Regions from separate parts of the Homo sapiens genome. Here region 1 is linked to region 2. A link is a loop called in an ENCODE intact Hi-C map of the cell type or tissue named here. Cell type or tissue: mammary epithelial cell. All regions are shown on one strand.

Region 1 (8,000 bases), 51 kb after region 2:
TGGCCTTTTATAAAGTCACAGAGCAGTTTACCAGCGGGGTCTGGCCAGAGAAAATACAAAGAAATCATATTTAAGGGTCCACTTTCTCTATCTTTTTCACACTTTTCTAAAGCCCTGAGATATAAGTTATTTGGAATTTCTAAAATCATGCTGTGTATGACACACATTGCTCCAAAAGGATGAGCATTTGCAGGTACTTTTGTGTTCTTAGATCCTAAAAACCCAAATAGCTTTTCCCCAGGCCTGCCCTATGTTTGCATTTTTACTTCTCGTGTTGTTATTTTGAGCAAAGGAGATATTTCCCATAGTTCTATGCTATTGCTATATAGGGCATTCTTAATACAAAAGAGAGTCATGATGATAAGAACATGGCCTCAAAGTCAAAATAAGTGTGCCCTATCATTAGCAAACTAATGGCCTCCTAAAGAAGCTCACACCCTAATCCCTGGAAGTTGTAATGACTATATTCTATTATGCAGTAAAAAAGACCTTGCTTATGTGATTAAATTTGAGGATCTTGAAGTGAAAATGTTATACTGTATTCTCTTGGTAAGCCCAGTTTTATCACATGAGTCCTTAAAAATGGAATAAAGAGGCATAAAGGTAGGAAAGAGAGATGGCTGCACGAGAAGAATTGGTGCTGGTTATGTAGGGACCAAGGACCTGAGAAAGGCCTCTGAGAATTAAAGGAGACCCAACAGAGAGCCAGTAAGGAGATGGAGATTTCAGTCCTACAAATGCATGGATCTAAATTCTACCAATACTCCAATGAACAGCATACAGAACCTCCCCTAGATCCTCCAGAATGCAGCATTGCTAACAACTGAATCTTAGCCTTGTGTGATGTGTCAGACTTCTGACCCACAAAAATGTAACACAAAAAATGGTTTCACCAAACTACTAAGTTGGTGAAAAGTCACTACAATAGCAGAGGAAAACTAATAGAGGCTCAAACCCTGCTCTCTACTGTCTAGCCTTGGGAAAGTGACTGAAACTCTCTGAGCCTCAATTTCCTCATCAAGAAAATGATGATATTAACAGTATCTCAGATAATTGTGACAATAAAATCAGAAAATATACAAAACACTTCATATGCCTAGCATATGAAAAGCCTAATTAATATTAGTAAAAGCTTAATTAATATAAGGTTAATTAATATAAGTAAAAGCTTAATTAATATTAGTTGTGATTGCCCTTCTATGGAACCAATACTTTTAAAAATAGATTAAAAAGTCTTGTGTTCAAAAAGTCTGACAAAAGCTGGATTAACTTTTTAAATTTAATTGAGGTATAATTGATATATAAAACCTAAACATATTTAATTTATACAGTTTAGTGAGTTTGGACATATGATACACTGATAACACCACCACCACAATCAAGATAATAGACATTGTATTAATCTGTTTATTACAAGTTTTCTCAGAGCACTTAGTACATGCATATACTTGTTGAATTTCCAAGAGGATATATACTCTGCAGTGTTTTCTAAAAGTTTTGACTAGGAAACCTCATTTTGCAAATATCGTTTTGTACCTCTAAGAACATGCTTTGGGAAATGATGGACTAAATTTTGAAGACTCACATTGTTATGGACTGGATATTTGCGACCTACCAAAATTCATATGTTGTAGCCCTAATTCCCAGTGTGTTGGTACTGAGAGGCAGGGCCCTTGGGAGACAATTAGGTTTAGATGAGATCATGAGAGTAGAGCCTCCCTGATGGCATTAATGCCCTTGTAAGAAGAGGAAGAGACCATAGCCCTCTCTATTCCTCTCTCTACCATGTGAAGATATAGCAAGAAGACTGTATCCTATCTGCAAACAGGAAGGAGGGCTTTCAAAAGACACCAAATCTGCTGGTACCTTAATCTTGGACTTTCCAGCCTCCAGAAGTGAGAAATACATTTTTGTTGTTTAAGCTCCCAGTGTTTTGTAATCATAGTCTGAGCTGACTAAGGCACATAAAATGCAAACATCCTCTGAGAAGGGTAATATGTTAAGCGATTTATTATTAATGTTGTTGGTATAGGAATATAAAAACTTTAATAACTTATAAGTAATATTTATATTCTATTTTGATGAAAAAGCTTTGCTGGAATTTAGAGTCAAAGGGCTGGTGGAAATGATTATCAGAATATCAATCACGGCTAAAGTAGGTGAAAAAAATTCTGCCTGTCAAAACATCATGAATTAGAGTAGTCTGGAGATCTCTATATTGTTCACAAATACTGTGGAAGGAAGATTTTATCCCCAAGATTATCTACGACTCAAGGATACAGATGAAGTCAAGAGGCTTTGAAAAGTTATATCTTACTGTGTACAAAATGTTCTTTTCCAAAGTATGTTGATGATATAAAATAGGTTACACAGGTTTGGATGCAGCTGAAGAAAGAGATTATTGGCTTTCTATTGGCAAAAGTCATTATTCTAGAATCACAGAGTGGATGCTAGCCACAAAATAAACATTCTTTGCCATTTGCAGACTTTCTTCCTCATTCCTCCCCAGGAAATGTTTTAGATAATTGGCTATCACTAGGCTTAAGAGATCAGGGACCAATAAGTTGCACATGAAAACAAACCTCACTAGCAATAAAATGCACATGGTCCTAGTGATGGCTAATTTTATGTGTCAACTTGACTAGGCCACAAGGTGCTGAAATAGTTGGTCATTGTTCTGAGTGTGTCAGTGAGGCTGTTTCTGCATGAGATCAATATTTGTTTTTTGTTGTTGTTGTTGTTTTTTGTTTGTTAAACAAACAACTGTGTGCCCCAGACTGGAGTGCAGTGGCATGATCTCAGCTCACTGCAACTTCTGCCTCCCAGACTCAACTGATTCGCATGCCTCAGCCTCCTGAGTAGCGGGAACTACAGGTACGTGCCACCATGCCTGGTTAATTTTTGTATTTTTAGTAGAGATAGGTTTTCATCATGTTGGCCAGGCTGGTCTGGAACTCCTGACCTCAAGTGATCCTGCCCCCCTCGCAAAGCACTGGGATTACAGGTGTGAGCCACCGCACCTGGCCAATATCAACATTTGAATTAGTTGACTGAGTTAAACAGATTGCCCTCCCTAATGTGAGTGGGCTTCATCCAATCAATTAAAGTACTGAACAAAATTAAAAGGCTGAGTAAAAGAGAACTCTTTGTCCCTGACTACTTAAACAGAGACATTTGTCTTCTGCTCTCAAATTCAAAAGGAAACCTTAACTCTTATTGGGTCTCGAGCCTGCCAGCTTTTTGGACTGGAGTTTACTCCATTGTCTCTCCCCGTTTCCAGGTCTTTGGACTTAAACTGGAACTATACAGCAGCAGTCCTGAGTCTCTAGCTTGTTGACTATAGATTCTGGGACTTCTCAGCCTCTGTAATTACATGAGCCAATCCCTTATAATAAAGCTCTTTCTCCTTTTCTTTTTCTCTCTTTTTTCACACACACACACGCACACACACACACACACACACAGTCATGTGCTGCATAGTGAAGTTTCAGTCAGTGTTAGACTGCAAATACCATGGTGATCTCATAAGATTATAATGCACATGAAAAATTCCTATCACCTAGTAATGTACCCATCATAATACAGTAGTGCAATGCATTACTCATGTGTTTGTAGTGATGCTGATGCAAACAAATCTGCCCTGCCAGTCATTTGAAAGTATAGCACATTCAATTTTGCACTGAAGCAGCTACATTGTCTAGGGTATATATTCTGGGGTTCATCATCATGCACCAGGAAACTTTAGGACATGGACATACACAAAGTTTAGGAACAGAGGTTTAATAGGTAGAAGAGAAGAGAAAGAGAAACAGCTCTCTTTATAAAGAAAGGGGTCTCCAAGGAGAAAGGACCTGTGGCAGATGCACCAGATTTTATAGTCAGGTTTGAGGAGGCGATGTCTAATTTACATAGGGCTCACAGATTGGTTCAATCAGGTATGACGTTTACATAGTGCACAGTGAAGGCTGGCCACCCCACCCAAATCTCATTATGCAAATGAACTTTCCAGCTGATCCCTGCCATCTTGTCTGCTCCTTACTATACATGTGGCTGGCAGAGAAGGGAAGGTGGAGCTGCCATTTGGAACATGTCTCTCCCTGGTTCCTGCCAGCATTCACCCCTGCAAGCTCCCAGCTTGCTTGTCTATGTCTTTAGCTCGACTTTACAGGCTGCTTTTTGTTAGAAAATGACTTGGAGCTGCTTTTCATTAAAAAAAAAAAAAGCCTTACCAAAGACTCCCATACCCTTACTATCTGCCTGAGTAATTTCCTCTTAACTCCTGTATCAGTAATACTCCTGTACCTGTAATAATTGATAACAATAATAAACAACTATGTTACTGGTTTATGTATTTACTAGAGTATACTTTAATCATTATTTGAGAGTATAATCCTTCTACTTACAAAAAAATGTTGACTGGGAAATAGACTCAGGTTGGTCTTTCAGGAGGTATTCAAGAAGGCATTAGTATCATAAGAAATGACAGCTCCATGCATGTTATTAACCCTGAAGAGCTTCTAGTGGAACAAGAAAAGAAGGTGGAAGACAGTAATATTGATGATCCTGACTATGTGTAGCTGTAGGCCAATATGTGTGTTTGTGTCTTTGTTTTTTCAAAGTTTTAGGATTAAAAAGCTTTAAAAGTTAAAAAAATTTTGAAATCAAAAATAGAAAAAAGCTTATACAATAAGCATATAAAGAAAGAAAAATTTTGTACAGTGCATAATGTTATTTTCAGTTTTGTCATCATAAAAGAGTCAAAAAGTTTTAAAAAATTAAAAAGCTTATGAAGTAAAAAACTTACAGTAAGCTAAGGTTAATTTATTATTGAAGAAAGAAAAACATTTAAAAATAAATTTAGTGTAACCTAAGTGTACAGTATTTATAAAGTCTGCAATCATGTACAATAATGTCCTTGGCCCTCACATTCCCTCACCACTCACTCATTGACTCATTCAGAGCAACTTCTATTCATAGTAAGTGCCTTATCCAGGTGTATTATTTTGTACCTTCCATACTGTATTTTCAGTGTACCTTTTCTATGTTTAGATATATTTAGATACACAAATACCATTGTGTTACAGTTGTTTACAGTATCCCATACAGTAACATGCTGTATAGATCTGTAGCCTAGGAGGAATAGGCTATATCAGATAGCCAAGGTGTATAGTAGGTTATAGCACATAGATATGTATATGTAAACTCTTTGAGGTTCACACAACAAAAAAATTTCCTAATGATGCATTTCTCAGAACATTATCATTAAGTGATGCATCTATCTAGACAGATATCTAGATATAAATTGATTTGTCTATATCTATATATATTTACATCTACATCTATATCTATATCTAGAGAGAGAGAAGTACATGTATGTATGTACATATTTTCTATTGGTTATGTGGTTCTGTTTCTTTGGAGAACCCTAACTAATACAGATTTTGGTACTTAGAGTGGTTCAAGAGGAATAGTGTTTTAAGGATGAGGTTTCTGAACTGGTTCTGAGTTTTCTGGAATTGGCTCTTTAATCTGATTATATTTAAAGATGCTAATGACCCTATTTCCAGTAGCAAAGAGAGCACTCATAGTCCATGGTGTGACCTGGCAGTAGAGATACATAAAATATCTACATTGAATGCAACCACTTATAAGAAGCAAGGATCTGGATGACTACGTATATGATACTTTTGAATATTTTTGGCAAACTAACAAATATAGTGAAGTTGGCTGTTTGTTCCCAACATCACTGGGCAAAGTGGGAAAAGAAAAACATCTCAGATCCCAGCTCAAGTACTGCATGAATTCAGTCAAAAGGCATTTCAATCTGTCATCCACATTTCCTGCTTTTTCTATTTTATTTTACTCAAGAGCACCATGTCTTATCTATATTCTCTGAAGGCCTTTCTTGATTGTTATAGTGTAGTCTTCCCACAGTGCAAGGCCAAACTCTTTTTCCTTAATTAACAAATATATCAATTTTGAGTCAGTTCAATTTCTATTAATATTACTCAGCTTCCATTTATTAATTTACAAAATGGAGAAACATACCACTTTTCAGGTCCTGGTAAAAATAAAATGAGAGACATAGAGTAAACATTGTAGACTGGCCTAATGTAAGAACTTTTGTAATCATTCAAAATGTTAAAATACTGAATAAAATATAAAAAACAACAATAAGGGCTGGGCACAGTGGCTCATGCCTGTAATCCCAGCATGCTGGGAGGCCGAGGCAGGTGGATCACTTAAGGTCAGGAATTTGAGACCAGCCTGGTTGACATTGTGAAACCCCATTTCTACTAAAAATATAAAAATTAGCCAGGCCTCATGGCGGGCACCTATATTCTCAGCTACTCAGGAGGCTGAGGCAGGAGAATCACTTGAACCTGGGAGGTAGAGTTTCCAGTGAGCCAAGCTCATGTCACTGCACTCTGCACTCCAGCCTGGGTGACAGAATGAGAGTTCGTCTCAAAAACAAAAACACAAACAACAAAAACAGTGAAAGTTAAACACATACAGCTAAATTAGAAAACTATAAACTCCTATGGAAACAAACAAAAACTTCAAGTGGTGACAGTAAAACAGAGGTTCAATCTGAAAGGCTCATGATTATATTGAAACCAAGAGAGATACTTTAACATCTAGAGTATGAACTTCTCACGCTGTTGAGAAACACCACATAAGGCCTCCAGGTCATGTCAAAAAGGTTGCTGCATTCAAAATAACAGCACCAAGACAAAAGGACAAGGAACTGGCTCCCTGTGAAGCAAGAACCAGAAAAATGAGTTCACTCACTTCCCTGGGAAGAGGCAAAGAAGTTTATTAAGTTTACAAAGCAGCTAATAGAAGGCTGTGAAGGAAGATGAGATGAGCCCATCATGCTTGTGCCTCACAGGACACCAGAAGCCACATTTATTTCATCCAACTGGATACTGAGAAATTAACAGAAGAACTGGTCCATATCTGGTGAAAAGTAGAAGGTCCCATCAGAATAAAAATAGGAACTACCCTATAACTGAACTCTTGCTTTGATTAAGGCAAGTGTTATTCCCATGGAAAACAAATCCATAGAAAATGACCTTAAAATAAATGACCTATAGGAGGAAATGACTCAGAGTGATTGGAGTATTAACTAAATCAGAAATCCTCAAAGTTACACCCTAAGAAGGAGAGATAACAAAACAATCAGAAAGAGACTTTTAAATGCATATATTGAAAATCTTCATGATATAAAGAAAGGGAAAAACAAGCATGAAAAGGAAGAATTTAAAAATAAACCAAATATAATTATTTAAATATGTATATATACATGCACATACACATATGTAATACATATGAATGTATACACATATGCTTTGAAATAAAAAAGCAACTCTGGTTCAGACAGTAGACTAGATAAAGTTGAAGACAAATAAATGAAAAAGAGGGTAGATCTCAGGAGTGGCACATATTAGCGCACACATTGATGGAAAATAAGAGGCAGAAGTCAAGTGATATGAAGGTAGACTAAAAGCTTCAATATGCAAGTGAAAATATAAATAGAATGAGAGGGAATTTCTGAAGAAATAATTATTGTGAATTTTTCCGAATAGATGTGATACCTAGTAAGAAGAGTCTCTGAAAAGAAAAGACCAGACATTGAATGCTTTGATAAGGAAATGGTTAGGATTTTTTTGGAGTGCAATAACATTTGCTAAAATAGAAGAGATAAATTTAGGCAATGTAAGATTCAAGTGAGTCTAAGCAGGTGCTTGAATTTAATTCATCAAGTAAATACAATTAATGAGAAATTATTCAGCAGGAAACTAAGATTATCAGACTTACGACTTTGAAAAGGTAATGTTATAATATTTCAGAGTGGGATGTTGGTGGAGAGAGTAGGATGTTGTGGGTACCAGAAAGTAGAAGTGATCTAGAAATATTATGTTGAAAATCTTAAGTGTACATTGGCAGCAGGAATTAAATGAATTGGGGAGAATTGAGGCCAGTCACACAGGTATTAA
Region 2 (8,000 bases):
GTTTACATTTTCTATACCCTTTGTAGTTATTTTGGTTTGACACGCTAATTCCTATAGAGGTATGTTTAAATACTACTTCACTCTGATTATATATTTATCTGTTCCTTCTTATAATTTGTATCAAGTTGCTTTACATATTTTGATTTTACTGTTTGATGCATTTAAGTGAATTAAAGGAAGATACAATATTACATATTGGATATTATATATTATATATACATTTCCCTCCTCTTCCTTTACTTATGTATCCTTTCTCTTTTCTCCCTGTTCTGAGTAGCACTGTGGGTGTTACAGCACATTTTAAAGGCAGAGGCAGGTCAGGATGAAAGAAGTCCAGATTAGGGAAAGTTATAAATGAACTGCTTAATATGCATCTTGCCTCTCTAAGCACTATATATATATTTTTAAATTAGTCTGTCGTGACTAGACTAGTTCATTAGACGGCAGGTTCATGACAAAAACAAGAAAAAGAGCAGGACAAAAGGCCTTCTTAGAAAAATGAGATACACAGATGAATCGCTGGGTCTACTGTTTTCTTGGTTTCTGTCTTTTTTTTTTTTTTTCTCGCAGTGTGGAGGGATGGGGTAAGGGTTGAGAGGCACGAGCGAAAGAAGACTATGAATCTTCTAGTACCACTCACTCCACACCAGAGGAAAGGACAGAGCCAGGCTAACTGTCCACCTCAGGGTCACATTTACTAAACCCTTTGATTCAGGATGAAATATGTATGGCTACCATGAGTTTCAGCATATAAATTCAGGTATCCTCCTGCCCAGGTGTTCAACAACCTCTGACACCCAGATACTTACTGGTATCTCAGGATTTATGACAGAAAAGTTCGTACAAATGTCCATGGAAAATGTCCACATGCAGCTTAGCCAAAAAGGAGAAAAATGTAGTTATTCACAGCCCAGGCTTTAGAACCAGACATATCTGTGAGGAGATCCTAGCTCTGCTACTTACCAGCATGCACTCTTGAGCAAGTTACTTAATCATTTTGAAACCAAATGTCCTTATTCATAAAAGAGTGTCATAACATGTATCTTAATTTGCTCTTGTAAAAATTAAGTTAGATAATTTATATAGGGTTCTTTCTATAATGCCTAGCACATGGTAAGGAATCAATGAATATTTAGCCATATTAGCTACATTGTTTAGTTAGTTACAAAATAAATAGAGGCTGAATTCTAGGTGGGGACCAAAGCGCAACATGGCATAATTCCAACAAGCATAAGATTTCCTCCAACAGAAGTTCATAAATAATCTTGATCTACTGACTTTCTTAATCTCAGTAGCCTATGGATTATTCTCTGTATTGCTATGGCTTCCTTTTTTTCTAACTCAGTTTTTAGTGTCAGCAATAACACCTCATGCTGTCTACTCAGCTTCATCACCATGCTATAGTGTGACAAAGTATATTCATTTCTACCGTAGAGTCAGAAGAAAAGCTTCTCCTTCACCCTCTGAAGGTTTACTGAAAATGAACTGACAGAAGGCAGATTCATAGAAGGAAACACATACAAAATTTATTTGATGTTCATAAACATGGGAGAATTGCAGGTGAATGATTATTGAATAACCCTGTGAGGTCTAGGTGCTTATATATGTATCCTACTTTATAGGGGAAGGGGAAATGGGGGTTGTAGGACTAAATGATTTGCAGGAGAAAAGAATGAGCCCACACAAGGATTACCTAGGACAGTGTTTCTCTGAGCTCTGGGGAAGGTGATACGAAGGTGAGGGGTGAAACTTCACCTTAAATAAGGGTTGTATTATGTGCAGATAGAGCCTCCCAGGTAATCTCTCAGAGCTGCCTTCAGAAGAATACATAAAAAATCTGTCTGGTTGTGATGAGAACTCCCAGTCTCTTCTCTTCTCAGAGAGTTAAACTTTCCTAGTTATTTGATGAGATTCCTAGGGAAGGGGACTTCAGACAATTGTATTTTTTTTTTTTTAAGAATTTTTCTGCATCAGAGAAACAAATTCCAGAGAGTTGCTCCCAGTGCTTCATGAAAAAAAGAGGATTGAAGAGACAGGGGAAGATCAGATGAGAGAACTTGTGTCTTTCTGGAGGACCTTCAGTTTTCTTTAACTTGAGGCACTCAGCATGCCAAAGTGCTATATTTTGGGATATAATTTTTTTTTATTTTACTTTAAGTTCCGGGATACATGTGCATAATGTGCAGGTTTGTTACATAGGTATACATGTGCCATGGTGGTTTGCTGCACCTATCAACCCGTCATCTAGGTTTCAAGCCCTGCATGCATTAGGTATTTGTCCTAATGCTCTCCCTCCCCTTGCCCCAGACTCACCGACAGGCCCCAGTGTGTGATGTTCCCCTCCCTATGTCCATGTGTTCTCATTGTTCAACTCCCACTTATGAGTGAGAACATGCAGTGTTTGGTTTTTGTTCCTGTGTTAATTTGCTGGGGATGATGGTTTCCAGCTTCATCCATGTCCCTGCAGAGGACATGAATTCATTCTTTTTTATGGCTGCATAGTATTCCATGGTATATATGTGCCACATTTTCTTTATCCAGTCTATCATTGATAGGCATTTGGGTTGGCTCCAAGTCTTTGCTATTGTAAACAGTGCTGCAATAAACATTCGTGTGCATGTGTCTTTATAGTAGAATGATTTATAATCCTTTGGGTATATACCCAGTAATGGGATTGCTGGGTCAAATGGTATTTCTGGTTCTAGATCCTTGAGGAATTGCCACACTGTCTTCCACAATGGTTGAACTAATTTACACTCCCATCAACAGTGTAAAAGTGTTCCTATTTTCTCTGCACCCTCTCCAGCATCTGTTGTTTCCAGACTTTTTAATGATCGCCATTTTAAATGGCATTAGATGGTATCTCATTGTGGTTTTGATTTGCATTTCCCTAATAACCAGTGATGATGAGCTTTTTTTCATATGTTTGTTGGCCGCATAAATGTCTTCTTTTGAGAAATGTCTGTTCATATCCTTTGCCCACTTTTTGATGGGGTTGTTTGGTTTTTTCTTGTAAATTTGTTTAAGTTTCTTGCAGATTCTGGATATTAGACCTTTGTCAGATGGATAGATTGCAAAAATTTTCTCCCATTCTGCAGGTTGCCTGTTCACTCTGAAGATAGTTTCTTTTGCTGAGCAGAAGCTCTTTAGTTTAATTAGATCCCATTTATCAATTCTGGCTTTTGTTGCAATTGCTTTTGGTGCTTTAGTAATGAAGTCTTTGCTCATGCCTATGTTCTGAATGATATTGCCTAGGTTTTCTAGGGTTTTTATGGTTTTAGGTTTTATGTTTAAGTCTTTAATCCATCTTGAGTTAATTTTTGTGTAAGGTATAAGGAAGGGGTCCAATTTCTATTTTCTGCACATGTCTAGCCAGTTTTCCCAGCACCATTTATTAAATAGGGAATCTTTTCCCCATTACTTGTTTTTGTCAGGTTTGTCGAAGATCAGATGGTTGTAGGTGTGTGGTGTTATTTCTGAGGCCTCTGTTCTGATGCCCCAGAAATAACACCACACATCTACAACCCTCTGGGATATAATTTTCTGTGCCCCAACACTACCAAGATATGTTTGTACCTTTGTTTACAATCTAGTATTTTTCTTAATTCTGTTTAATTTCACCATGTATTAGTCCGTTTTCGCACTCCTGATAAAGACATACCTGAGACTGGGCAATTTACAAAAGAAAGAGGTTTAATTACTTACAGTTCCACGTGGCTGGGGAAGCCTCACAATCATGGTGGAAGGCAAGGAGGAGCAAGTCACATCTTAGATGGATGACAGCAAGCAAAGAGAGAGAGCTGGGGCAGAGGATCTCCTCTTTTGAAAACTATCAGATCTCGTGAGACTTATTCACTATCATGAGAACAGCTTGGGAAAGGCTTGCCCCCAGGATTCAGTTACCTCCCACTGGGTGCCTCTCACGAACAGCTTGGGAAAGACTTGCCCCCATGATTCAGTTACCTCCCACTGGGTGCCTCTCACAACATGTGGGAATTCAAGATGTGGTTTGGGTGGGGACATAGCCAACCCACATCACATCAGAAATAGTTAAATAGTTTAAAAATACATATTATGTTTTTCGAGAAATTTGGGTGGAATGTAGTAGAAATAGGCCAATAAAACAACATTTTTATTTACCTGTCAATGTAATCAAGTTGTTAACAATCTTCATATAACTAAAAAAAAATAAATCATAACTGGGTCATGAAATGTTTTAATGGCATACCAATGCTTCTACTCACACTTGCCTGTTTATGTATTACTAAACCTAGCTACAAAAGGAAAAATAAAATGCTGATATAAATAGAGAAAACTCAATAATGCCAATCATTCAATTCTTAGCTTTGCTGCTAAAATAAATTTAAGAAAAAATTTACATTAAAGTTGTGTTTGCATTGGCCATTATTGTGCAAAACATGATTTCTCAGCCTTGGCTCTATGGACATTTGGAGCCGAATAATTCTTTGTCATGAGGCCTATCATATGTACTATAGGATATTTAGCAATATCTCTGACCTCTATTCACCAGATGTCAGTAGTACCCCTCCCAGGTATGACAACCAAAAATGTGTCCAGTCATTTCCATGTCCCCTTGGGTGGGGGAGAGTGGCTTGCTCCTGGTTAAGAAGAACTGGTATAAACTAAAGGATGTTCAAAAGCAGGGAAGACACCTTTTGTCTTCATTTTTCATTTAATTTATATTTTTAAACTTTTGCTATTAATGCAAAGTAATGCACTATTGGAGGTTCTCTGTGCTGTACCCAAAGCACATTTTAAAAGTTGTTGGTCAAATTTAGCCTGCTCCTGATGCAGGATTTTTCTCAGTCATTTTGCCAGCTGGGGACCTCTGGCTGGCAACACCCTAGCCTGGGCCTTGCTCAGGCATGCTACCTGCCTCAGGAGGCAGCCAACCCACTCAGCCAACCTGGGCCATGCCTGGTTTGTGCACCAGTGCAGCCTGTGGCTGGGCCAGGCATGCCCCAGCCTGCCTGTGTTATAGCTCATAACTGCATTCGGCGGTTCCCAAGTCCTTGTCCGACATCCGAGAAGAATGAGGATACACTGACAAATGAAGGGTGAGGAGGGCAGAGAATTTTATTGAGCAATGAAACAGCTCTCAGTGGAGAAGAGATGCAGGGCTGGTCGCCTACCCAAAGTTGGGTGGTTTCTCTCCCAATGTGGCTGAGCCTGGGGCTTTTACGGGCTCAGAATAGGGGAGTGCATGCTAATTGGTTTGTAACTATGCAAAAAAAGTTAAAGGCATCACTCAAAGGTGGGTGGGCACAACAGGATAAAAAACCAATTAGGGAAGAGTAGGTATATGTAAAATATGTGAAAGGCGGGGATCAGTTAGAGGAAAGTGCACCAAACAGAAAGAGAGGTTCTCAATCCAGTCCATGGATTAACCTAGGACTTGTAGTTAGGCTTTAAACTATCTTTGGCTTGAGTATGGGGTTTCACCAGGGACCCACACCTGTCTGCCTAGGCATTTGTCTACTTCCTACTACTCTTACTCCCTTTGGCTCATATTTTATTCTGTTAAAAAATGTTGGACAAAGCAATGATAGACTGGATAAGGAAAATGTAGCATACATACACCATTTAATTCTATGCAGCCATAAAAAAGAATGATATCATGTCCTTTGCAGGGACATGAATGAAGCTGGAAGTCATCATTCTCAGCAAACTAGCACAGGAGCAGAAAACCAAACACTGCATGTTCTTACTCGTAAGTGGGAGTTGAACAGTGAGAACACAGGGACACAGGAAAGGGAATAACACACACCGTGGCCTGTCAGGGAATGGAAGACAAAGGAAAGCAGAGCATTAGGACAAATACCTAATGCATGTGGGGCTTAAAACCTAGATGACGGGTTGAAAGGTGCAGCAAACCACCATGACACATGTATACCTATGTAACAAACCTGCACATTCTGCACATGTATCCCGGAACTTAAAGTAAAAAACAAAAAATGTTGGACAAGATTTTCATCCAGTTGCACCTGACTTCTGAAACTAATCCTAAATGTCCTCTGAATGTATTATTGAAAGATTGTTTTCTTTTCATTTTCTTTTTTTGTTCCCCAGCACATCCAGCATGCAGAAACAGAAGATTGTTTTCATTACCATTTATTTTTTTATGTGACACAAGTAGACTGCTCCAGACCTTGCAAGGTCTGATTTGAATTTTTCAGAGCTTTCCTTTGCTGCTAATGGAATACCCCCTTTGTATATCCAAAACATTTTTCTTTGTTTCTCTTGAGCATGGATGCTATATAGAATCAACAGCATTGAATTGATCCAGTAGAAAGAGGCTTTTTGAGCAACATTAAAAATAGAAATGAAAATTGCAAGATTTTCTTTGGTTGCAATCCATTCCTTTATTTACATGGCACAAACATTACTACTTTTCTATACCAATGGCATAGGAGCCTAGCTCTGAAGGTCTCCTGGGAGTCATTTAGCATTTCATTTAGGTCCAGGCCACTGCAGATTATATTTTGTAAAGAAGGATAGAAATTTTTCTTTAAAATTCTACTAAAATAATCCAATAGTAGTTGAACAAGCTTCAAGTTTGTGCAACTTATGTGATCAGAATGAGTTCCAATTTAGCTTAAAAGTTCATCTCAATTCCAGGAGAATTAAGAGCTCATATGGGAGGGGTGATTGATGACTAGCAGGACAGCTTGAGAAACTCACTTCTAATGAAATGGTGAAACTTGATTTTTTAAAAAACTAAATCCTCTAGAAATACTCCTAAGGACATACTACAAATGGGAAAACATGTATTCAGAAAAAATCTATAAAAATTCAAAACTCTAACTTGAATAAATTAGTCTGAAGTTAAACGCTAAAAAAAAAAAAAAGAAAAATGCATGACTCAATGAAGTTTTGAAAATGATAGGGAAATCAGCTGACAGTTTCTGAAGTTTAACAGCCAGGTGTGATGAGGGAGAGACAAAGAGAGCCCTGCTCAAAACAAGGGATCATCCCAGGGTGACTGAATATACACAAACCTGAGTATGCCTAAGGTGCAACATCAGAGGTTACCAATATTCATATGTATGTTGGAGAGAAATATGTATTTTTAGCGTCCACTAAAAATCATTCACTCAGCTATTGTAATAAGAAAATAATAGTAATATGGTCTTAGAGGGAAGAAAGTACCCAGTGTGTATATATGAGATGCAGAGATACAGGAATACATGATTCATATGCTAGGAAAAAAAGAAGGCAAAACTAATCGCTTGTGAAAGCAATCAGCTGTCAGATTAAACAGAAAAAGACTTCAAAATAGCCATCATAAATGTATTCAAAGATGTAAAGGAGAACATAATTAAAGAGGTAAAGAAATGTAAAATGACAATGTCACATCAGAAAATAAATATCAATAGAGATACAATTTTCTAAAAAATAGACATTCTGGAGTTTAAAAATGCAATAACTGAAATGAAAAATTCACTGAAGAAATTCAGAAGATTTGAACTGGCAAAAATAGTAGTAAATTTGAAGATATATCCATAGAAGTATGTGTGCCAAATCATAGAAAAAAGAATAAAGAAAAATAGAACCTCATGTAATGATAGGACATAGTTACATATATGAACACATATGTAATAGAAATATCAGAAAGAATATAAATAAATAAAAGAGAAGCAATATTTGAAGAAAAAGTAGCTAAAAAAACTTCCCAAATTTGTTCAAAAACAACAACCTACACATCCAGGAAGCTCAATGAACTTTAAGTAGCATAAATTCAAAGAGAACCACAAACAGACACATTGTAATAAAAATGCTGAAAGCCAAGGACAAAGTAAAAGTCCTGAAAGCAGTAAAAGAAAAATAAATCACTACTTACAAGGAAACCCCAATAAGATTAATAGCTGACTTCTCAGCAGAAACGGTAGAGTACAGTTGGCTGTGTGATAGCATATTCATAGTGCTCAAAAACAAAAAAGCCTACCAACTATGAATTCTATAACCACCAAAGCTATGTT

What was found. A loop is a pair of places that touch in the nucleus more often than their neighbours do. Peaks named below come from ENCODE experiments on the same cell type or tissue, not always from the same donor. Only the 100,000 strongest peaks of a DNase experiment are listed, where the experiment ranks them.
Region 1: a loop joins it to region 2, with 5 times the contacts of the local background. A loop is called at or near these places in 2 of 110 quality-filtered maps.

Annotation. Positions count from the first base shown.
Region 1 is chr2:83,897,549-83,905,548 of GRCh38, forward strand. No RefSeq gene overlaps it. Among named protein-coding and RNA genes, the nearest start is that of LINC01809, 380 kb to the left of the region's middle. In mammary epithelial cell, no CTCF peak of the experiment used is centred here; a DNase peak (open chromatin) is centred at 3,503.
Region 2 is chr2:83,846,306-83,854,305 of GRCh38, forward strand. No RefSeq gene overlaps it. Among named protein-coding and RNA genes, the nearest start is that of LINC01809, 330 kb to the left of the region's middle. In mammary epithelial cell, no CTCF peak of the experiment used is centred here; DNase peaks (open chromatin) are centred at 3,946 and 4,976; H3K27ac peaks cover 2,048 bases.